2 separate regions of the Homo sapiens genome follow, and region 2 is linked to region 1. The links are chromatin contacts, found by Hi-C or POLR2A ChIA-PET in ENCODE. All regions are on one chromosome and are shown on one strand. The core of a region is the stretch at or near the end of the contact, and the rest is flanking DNA. Distances in the headings are between cores, read along the strand shown.

What was found. Hi-C counts contacts between places; a loop is a spot of excess contacts on that map. ChIA-PET counts read pairs that join two places held with the same protein, here RNA polymerase II (POLR2A). Pooled maps may share reads with other maps.
Region 2: a loop to region 1 is called in a map of ascending aorta, with 4 times the contacts of the local background. The contact joins the enhancer-like site here to the promoter of MGC2889 in region 1. A Hi-C loop is called at or near these places in 3 of 168 maps with a recorded cell type or tissue (ascending aorta, cardiac septum and gastrocnemius medialis) and 1 of 50 pooled maps. POLR2A ChIA-PET finds 5 or more read pairs at or near these places in 1 of 52 experiments (OCI-LY7).

Annotation. Positions count from the first base shown.
Region 1 is chr3:193,239,654-193,243,379 of GRCh38, reverse strand. It overlaps MGC2889 (a long non-coding RNA gene), which reads right to left and starts at 1,601. Exons shown (of 1, transcript NR_026877.1): 1 at 1-1,601. It overlaps PLAAT1 (phospholipase A and acyltransferase 1), which reads right to left and starts at 2,158. Exons shown (of 4, transcript NM_020386.5): 1 at 1,847-2,158. It overlaps LOC105374280 (a long non-coding RNA gene), which reads left to right and starts at 2,357. Exons shown (of 3, transcript XR_924833.3): 1 at 2,357-2,485; 2 at 3,535-3,630. RefSeq lists a silencer at 2,007-2,256.
Region 2 is chr3:192,831,644-192,835,440 of GRCh38, reverse strand. The region is part of intron 1 of MB21D2 (Mab-21 domain containing 2); the gene reads left to right. Among named protein-coding and RNA genes, the nearest start is that of MB21D2, 84 kb to the left of the region's middle. Within about 2 kb of position 1,745, at least 4 of the 41 ENCODE cell types and tissues checked have a DNase peak (open chromatin) inside an H3K27ac peak, as active enhancers do; they include ascending aorta, where a contact is called at or near this core.

The DNA of each region.
Region 1 (3,726 bases), core at 352-2,851:
CTCAGATTTTAGGCAAATATCTGTAACCTGTCTGATTGGGTAAGTTTTACATGGACCACATCTACCAATTTCATTCAGACAAATTGTGTAATGCAGTGCTTCATAAGTATGAGAAAACACAGAACCAATTAAAGACACATTTATAACATCCTCTACTACAATCTTTAAGGTAAAAAAATGCTTCATTTTGAGTCCATCTGCAAAGAACTGTATGAACAGTTTATAATAAAGAGTGGCATGAAGGTTAAGTCTGTAATCTTTGTATAAGAAATTTCCCATTTCAACTGGCCAACTGGCAAAACAGGCTGCTGTCTTTATAGCTCTCTGTTGGTCCCTGGGGATGCATCAAAATAAATAAATGTTCCCTGCCGATAGGGACAGGCTGAACGTCTGCTCATGCCTAAGAGGCCACCCAAGTTACAGAAACACGAAGAGCACTTTTTTAACAACTACTCCCAAGAATGTTACTGGAAGTCTGAAACACAATCGCAGGTGATCACAGGCTACCCCTGGCCCAAGGCTTCTAATTAGGTTTCGACCTTTTCCCATTCCAGCTGCACTTTCCATCCATAATCCTCCTACACTGTGATGTTTCCATGAAGCCCTGTATTCCCAGATTGGCTAATTCATAGACTCTCAGTGCTGCAAAGATCCTTGGTCCAACACTCTCACGCTACAAAGGAGGGTTCCACTCCTTGGCCAAATTAACTATCCGCTGCCACAGCACTGTCATGCCTTGCTTGGAATCTTCCAGGGCTTCCCACCACTGACTCCCCATCTTGGTCCCCCGCCCTAGAATCCTGGCATCCTTATTAATCTCTACATTCTAGGCAAATCAAACTATCCATTATTCTTCCCACTCAAGAGTATTGTTTTGTTTTTGTTAATACTGAACCTTCTACCCAGAATGCCCATTTCCAAGTGCCCCAAATGACTCAATCTTAAAAAATCCAAGTCGATGCCACCTTCTCCCCCTCTCTCCTCCACTCCCCAGGTCGGATTGTCTTCCTCCGATCCGCCTTCTTTAGCTTCCACAGGCATCCATCTAATGGCCCATTCACTTCCTACACCTGCCTCAGCTACTGGTCTCTGGGAAATTGTCTCTTGTGGGGCATACGCTATGGAGGGATGCTTCTTGTTTTTCTCTATACCATGCGTCCGATCTTTTGGCTTCCCTGAGCCACACTGGGAGAACTGTCTTGGGCCACACATAAAATACACTAACTCTAATGATAGCTGATGAGAAAAAAAAAAAAAGCGCAAAAAAAAAACCTCTCATAATGTTTTAAGAACATTTACAAATTTGTGTTGGGCGGCATTCAAAGCTGTCCTGGGCCGCACGCGGTTAGTGAGCCACGGGTTGGACAAGCTTGCTCTATACCTTCAGTCTCCGGTGAGAGTGCCTCGCACAAGTAACTGCGGAGCAAATGTTCATTGAATGAAGGAATGAGGAATCCAAGCCCAGAGAAAACATGAGTGACTTTTTCCAGCACGAGTCATATTAATAGTCTCGCATGCCAAAGGAATATCACCATCCAACTTTCCAAAATCCAATACGATAATAATTACTTGTATTATTATTCATATTCACTTCAGTGAGGACAGTAGGCTTAAAAAGCCTTAAACAGGTTGGGTTTCTAGTCCCAGCTCTGCCACTTAATAGCTGTGTAACCTAGGGAAGAAAGTCTCTTGCCCTGTGGACTGAGTTCCCCAGTCTGTGAAAAAGAGGAGGGTGGATAAGCTCCGTTGTTCTCTAGTCATGTCAACTTTTCCCACTTGCCAGTTGGTTAGAACACGGTTGGTTGCCGGGGCGCCTCGAGGTCCTCCCCCACTCCGCCCAGCACACCTCACTCTCAAGCCGGGGTCTTCTTCTCGCACCGGGAGGCAGCTGTGTGTGTCCTGGGGTCTCTCTTGGCCTCGCAGCTGCCGACCTTGCCGCCGGCGGCCGCGGGACGACTCCATCTGTACCCGGGAGACACCCGGGAGGCAGGCGCCAGCCATCACTCGGGGCCGTCCTCCAGGGCCAACGCCAGCACCAGCGCCGCCACGCTGAAACGGTCCCGGCGGCCCCTCCGCGGCTCTGAGACGCCCGCACGCCGGGGGGCCGACGCGCTGGGCTCGGCGTCCGGGCGCTGCCGAGCCGGCACGAGGCTCTGACCATGGGGAGCCGCCCGCTCCGCCCAGGAGGCGGGGCACAGTCGCTCCGGCTAGACCTCGCTTGGCCCCGAGCCCAGCTTCGCCCGCCCGCCCGCCCGCCCGCCGGGGAACTGCACCTTCTCGCGCCCCGACGCAGCCGCCTCCGCGCGCGCACGCAACGCACGCGCTCCAGCGCCTACGGTCAAAGCGCCGCGCAACCAGTTATTCCGCCCCCGGCTCCGCACCCGCGTCTCGGACGTTCCCGCAGCCAACGTTTAGGGCACCAGGCGCTGTGCTAGGCGCCGCGGTTATAAAGATAATCGGTTTTGTTGAGCCCAGGAATGTTCGGGTACACCCATCATGAGTACACCCACTCTTCTAGCCTAACAAAAATTCCCTTAGGGCCCAAGGAATCATGGTACCTGCACCCCAAGAAAGCCTCTGGGTCTTTGAGTCAGCAAAGTGGCGGAGGAAGGACTGGCCCTAAAACAACCTCACTGCTTACACACACCACACCACACACACACACACGCCAGATAGCCAGCAGAGACCTCCAACCACACACACACACACACACACACACACACACGCCAGATAGCCAGCACAGACCTCCAGACCCCGCCCCGCCCCCCTCCCCCGGCCCCCCTCCGCCCCCACGCGCCAAATAGCCAGCAGAGACCTCCAGGATATGGCTGTGAGTTTAAAAATAAAGCTGGGGCAGGGAGAGTATCCTTTTTCTCACTGCTAAAAAAAGAGGCCAGGAATACTAACCTAGCTAAGTAAGGAACCCTTGAAGACTAAGTGAACTTTATGGAGCGCTGCACAGGACGTTGCTTCAACCTAGTCATAACTTAGATTTTTATTCTGATGTAAATGGAATCTCAGCTAAAAGGATTTTTTCCCACTTATTTGAAGGCTAAAAAATATCTCGCTAATTTTATGTATTTTGTCATAATGGGATAACAACTACCTAAATATGCAACTTTTTTCGTAAAGCTATTGGGTTGTGTTATGAAGGTTAAGGGTGAATCTGAGTGATCTGAAACTTTGGGTCTGGATTGGCACCTTTGGAAACAGTCCACAGAAGGACATTGAAAACGTAATTATTGACAAAGTGGAAACTAGAACACTTGAGAAGTTGTAGCTTTTTTTATGCATTAATATTTTCTTACATGTTCCTTAATATATATCCAGAGTTATAAGCTGAATCAGATATGCCTTTCAATACCCTTTTAATGTCTCAAAGAGAAAGCCATAAACATGCATTTGCTTTATGTTTCTCAACTATTTCGATGGAGTCATCACTGTAGGAAGTGGTTCATGATTTTATACAGGAGAGGTATTGTGAGCATTTATAAAGCCATCCTGCTTATGAGCCAAATTTATTATGTTTGCTAGGTTAATCTGTTTTCTCTAATCAAACACTTAATCATCCAGTCTCCTCTCTGCGTTATGGATTCATGAATGTGAAGTGAGGAGAGTTGCTCAGTCAAGGTAAAATGATAAATTATCTTTTCATTTTCAGGGTATTTGTGATTAAATGCTTCATAATAGAATTAAAATGAAATAAATCTTGTAATTTCACTTCTA
Region 2 (3,797 bases), core at 496-2,995, 410 kb after region 1:
TGTGTCGCCCAGGCTGGAGTGCAGTGGTGCGATTTCAGCTCACTGCAAGCTCCACCTCCCAGGTTCACGCCATTCTCTTGCCTCAACCTCCCGAGTAGCTGGGACTACAGGTGCCCGCCACCACACCCAGCTAATTTTTTTGTATTTTTTTGTAGAGACGGTGTTTCACCGTGCTAGCCAGGATGGTCTTGATCTCCTGACCTCGTGAGCTGCCCGCCTCAGCCTCCCAAAGTGCTGGGATTACAGGCTTAAGCCACCGCACCCAGCTTTTTTTTTTTTTTTTTTTTAAAGACACTTTCTAAAGATCCCTGGCCAAATAAAATGTGAACAATCGGCCAGGCGTGGTGGCTCACGCCTGTCATCCCAGCACTTTGGGAGGCTGATGTGAGCTGATCACGAGGTCAAGAGATTGAGACCATCCTGGCCAACATGGTGAAACCCTGTCTCTACTAAAAATACAAAAATTAGCTGGGCATGGTGGCATGCGCCTGTAGTCCCAGCTACTCGGGAGGCTGAGGCAGGAGAATCGCTTGAACCAGGGAGGCAGAGGTTGCAGTGAGCTGAGATCGTGCCACTGCACTCCAGCCTGCGTCAGAGCAAGACTCTGTCTCAAAAAAAAAAAAAAAAAAAAGAACAATCCTCTCAAACATCTGTACCTGTGGTAGAAAGTAATTGTCTGCGCAATTCAAGGAACATTTCAGTCTATCCCAGAAAGAAATTCTGCCAGCATTGCATTTGTGTTCCCAGTTTGTCTTGCTCTCACGGTAGAACAGCTGGCACTTCTTTGTGGTGTTTGGTTTCCTTGTTTTTGTTCCTTGGCTGAGATGTGAAGGACTTGGGAGGGGCTAAGAAACCTCAGGAAGGTCGGAAAAGTAGTGGCAGAAGACACAAAAAGGAGTGGCCCCACAGGAGAAACAGCATGTGCAAAGAGGAGGCATGATAGAAAAGCAGTGGAATGGGGATGAGAAAATCTGGATTTTTGTCTTTTTTCTTTCTTCTTCTTTTTTTTTTTTTTTTTTGATATAACTGGGGAAAATTACTTCCTCAGTCCTCATGTCCTTATTTGCATCATAACTGGATTTGGGTTTTTTTGTTTGTTTTGTTTTGTTTGGTTTTTTTTTTTTGAGATGCAGTCTCGCTTTGTCGTCTGGGCTGGAGTGCAATGGCATGATCTTGGCTCACTGCAACTTCCACTTCCTGGGTTCAAGCGATTCTCCTACATCAGCCTCCTGAGTAGCTGGGACTATAGGTGTGAGCCACCATGCCCGGCCTCATAACTGGATTTGAGTCAGAGAATCTGAGGGACCTCAGTGTTGCTGAACTCGATTCATTCATTCACACAAATTGGCAGAGTACCTGCCATGTACCATGTACCTGCAGTGTGATTGGTCCTGCAATTCAAAGATGAATGAACTGAGATCGTTGACCTCAAGCTGCTTGGTTCAGTAGCAGAGACAGACATATGAGACAACCATTTGTGATGCCATATTGTGAGTGTCATGGGAATACAGGGGAGGATGGGATTAGCCTTGATGGAAAGAGAGGGAAGTCTGCAGGACTCAACAGAGGAAAAGACCTTTCCCTAGAAGGAGAAGAGGGTGAAGTTAGCCTGGGCAGCCAGGCTGGTAGGAGAAGAATCATAGAGATTGAAAAACTTCATTGCAACAACAGCGAGTAACACTATCCCACGCTCTAAAGTATTGACAACTTAGTCATGTCCTTTTGAGACACTACGTGCACCCAGAGTTCTAGGGTTGTTCTGAAGGTTGATTATGGAAACCCTTGCCCCACGTCTCCTTGCTCTGTAAGGCTGGAAAAGCATAGAATCTATTTTTGTGCTCTGACTTCGTAGCCCATCTGTCAGAAAATGCCCTTTTCACAGCAGGGTCCTAGTGACTTAATTATTGTTTGTGGAATATTTAGAAGTTTAGGTCAAGGATGAATTTCTGTTGCGAAACTGAAGGCACACAAATGAGATGTTTAAAAATGAAGTGGAAGTTTTTTGTTTTTGTTTTGTTTTTGCAGAAAAAAGATTTTTAATGGCTTGAATGTGCTGCCATAGTTGCGTCAGATTGTCAGAAAATTATGTTGTACATCTGAGAGAGAAAAGAAGAGCCTTTTGAGGAGCTGCGCTAAAATTATTTTTTGTTTAGTCTCTTAACTCTTTGGCTTGAATGAGTCATTGACTTTCCTTGCCAAGATAGGGTTAGCATTTGTTTTGTGTTTTAAAAGCAGGCCAAGGGATTGCCACGAGGGGAGACAACCTGAGCAACTGAAGGAAGAATTGCTAGAAATTGTGTTACAGTTGTTTAGTCTGAATGTGATTAGAAACAACAACAAAAATGACCTAACATTATTGACTTCAAAATTTGTTTTCTGCTTTCTTCCAAAAAAAAAAAGGTCTAAAGGAAAAAGATTTTACTATAATGTGTCCATTAAAATACAGGGCAAAGCTAACATCTCACAGGAAATGTTTTATTTGACATAGGTAGATAGCTATTGTTTGAGGGCATAAATTTTAGATAAAAGATTCCTGGCAGTCTATGCAAAAAAGGAAAATATGGTTGCCTAGCAACTTTTATTGATTGATTTAAAAGAGACAGGTCTGTCAGTAGATGTACTCTTCCCCCCGGTCCCCTTTTTCTTTTCCAGGCAGAGTTTCATTCTGTTGCCCAGGCTGGAGTGCAGTGGCTCGATCTCTCGGCTCACTGCAACCTCCGCCTCCCGGGTCCAAGTGATTCTCCTGCCCCAGCCTCCCGAGTAGCTGGGACTACAGGCACACGCCACCACGTCCAGCTAATTTTTGTATTTTTAGTAGCGATGGGGTTTCACCATGTTGGCCAGGCTGGTCTCAATCTCTTGACCTCGTGATCCGCCCGCCTCAGCCTCTCAAGGTGCTGGGATTACAGGCGTGACCCACCGCACCTGGCGAGACATACTCTTTCATATCCTTATTATGCAGATTTTTAAATATTATAAACATTGAATAGTGTAATTTGCCATCACTTAAGTAAGTTTTCCAGCTGATGATAAACTTTACTTGGTAAGACAAGTTTTTTGCATTGGCCTTCAGTAAAATCTTTCACTTAGTTGAAAGCATTTTTATATGGGGAGGAGATGTAACTAAGGCAATCTAGGTTTGTGATTTTCTATTACAGTTTGATCCAAGAAAAAATATCAGTAAGTGTGTCAATATTATCTTGTTTAGATCAGTGTTTTGAAACTTGTGTGTTCGTAAGAACTGCCTGGGGCCCTTGTTAAAATACAGATTCCAATGCCAGCTGCAGATTTACTGAATCAGAGTCTCTAGGCAAGGGGCCTGGGTGTGTATTTATCAAAGGCACCAAGTGATTTCTTATGCTCAAACAGGTTTAAGGAACACTGCTGTGGATGGTTCTCCTTGACTGTTTTTTTTCCTCTCAGCTGGGCTTTGTAGCAGTCATTTTGAGTATAAATTGTGATAGGAGCCTGAGGCAATAGCATTAAAAGTGAGTTGGCAAAGCCCAGCAGAGCCAGTTTAATTAGCTAGTTTGGATAACTGTAATGTCATTTCCCCTTCTCAAGCTGTGGTGCTTCAGGATGCTGCCCATCAAGTTCCTTCATCCTTCCAGTCTTTTCATCTGTTATTCCATTGATCCTTACACCATCTCTGTGTAGTGGACAGAACAAGTATAATAATTGTATTTCATTGATTTTTTTAAGATGCTCCCCTTTCTCACAATTGTACATCCCTAATAATAGTAGGCACCTTAGAATCGATTGTCTGAATTTGAATATTTTTCACTATTCTAGTGATT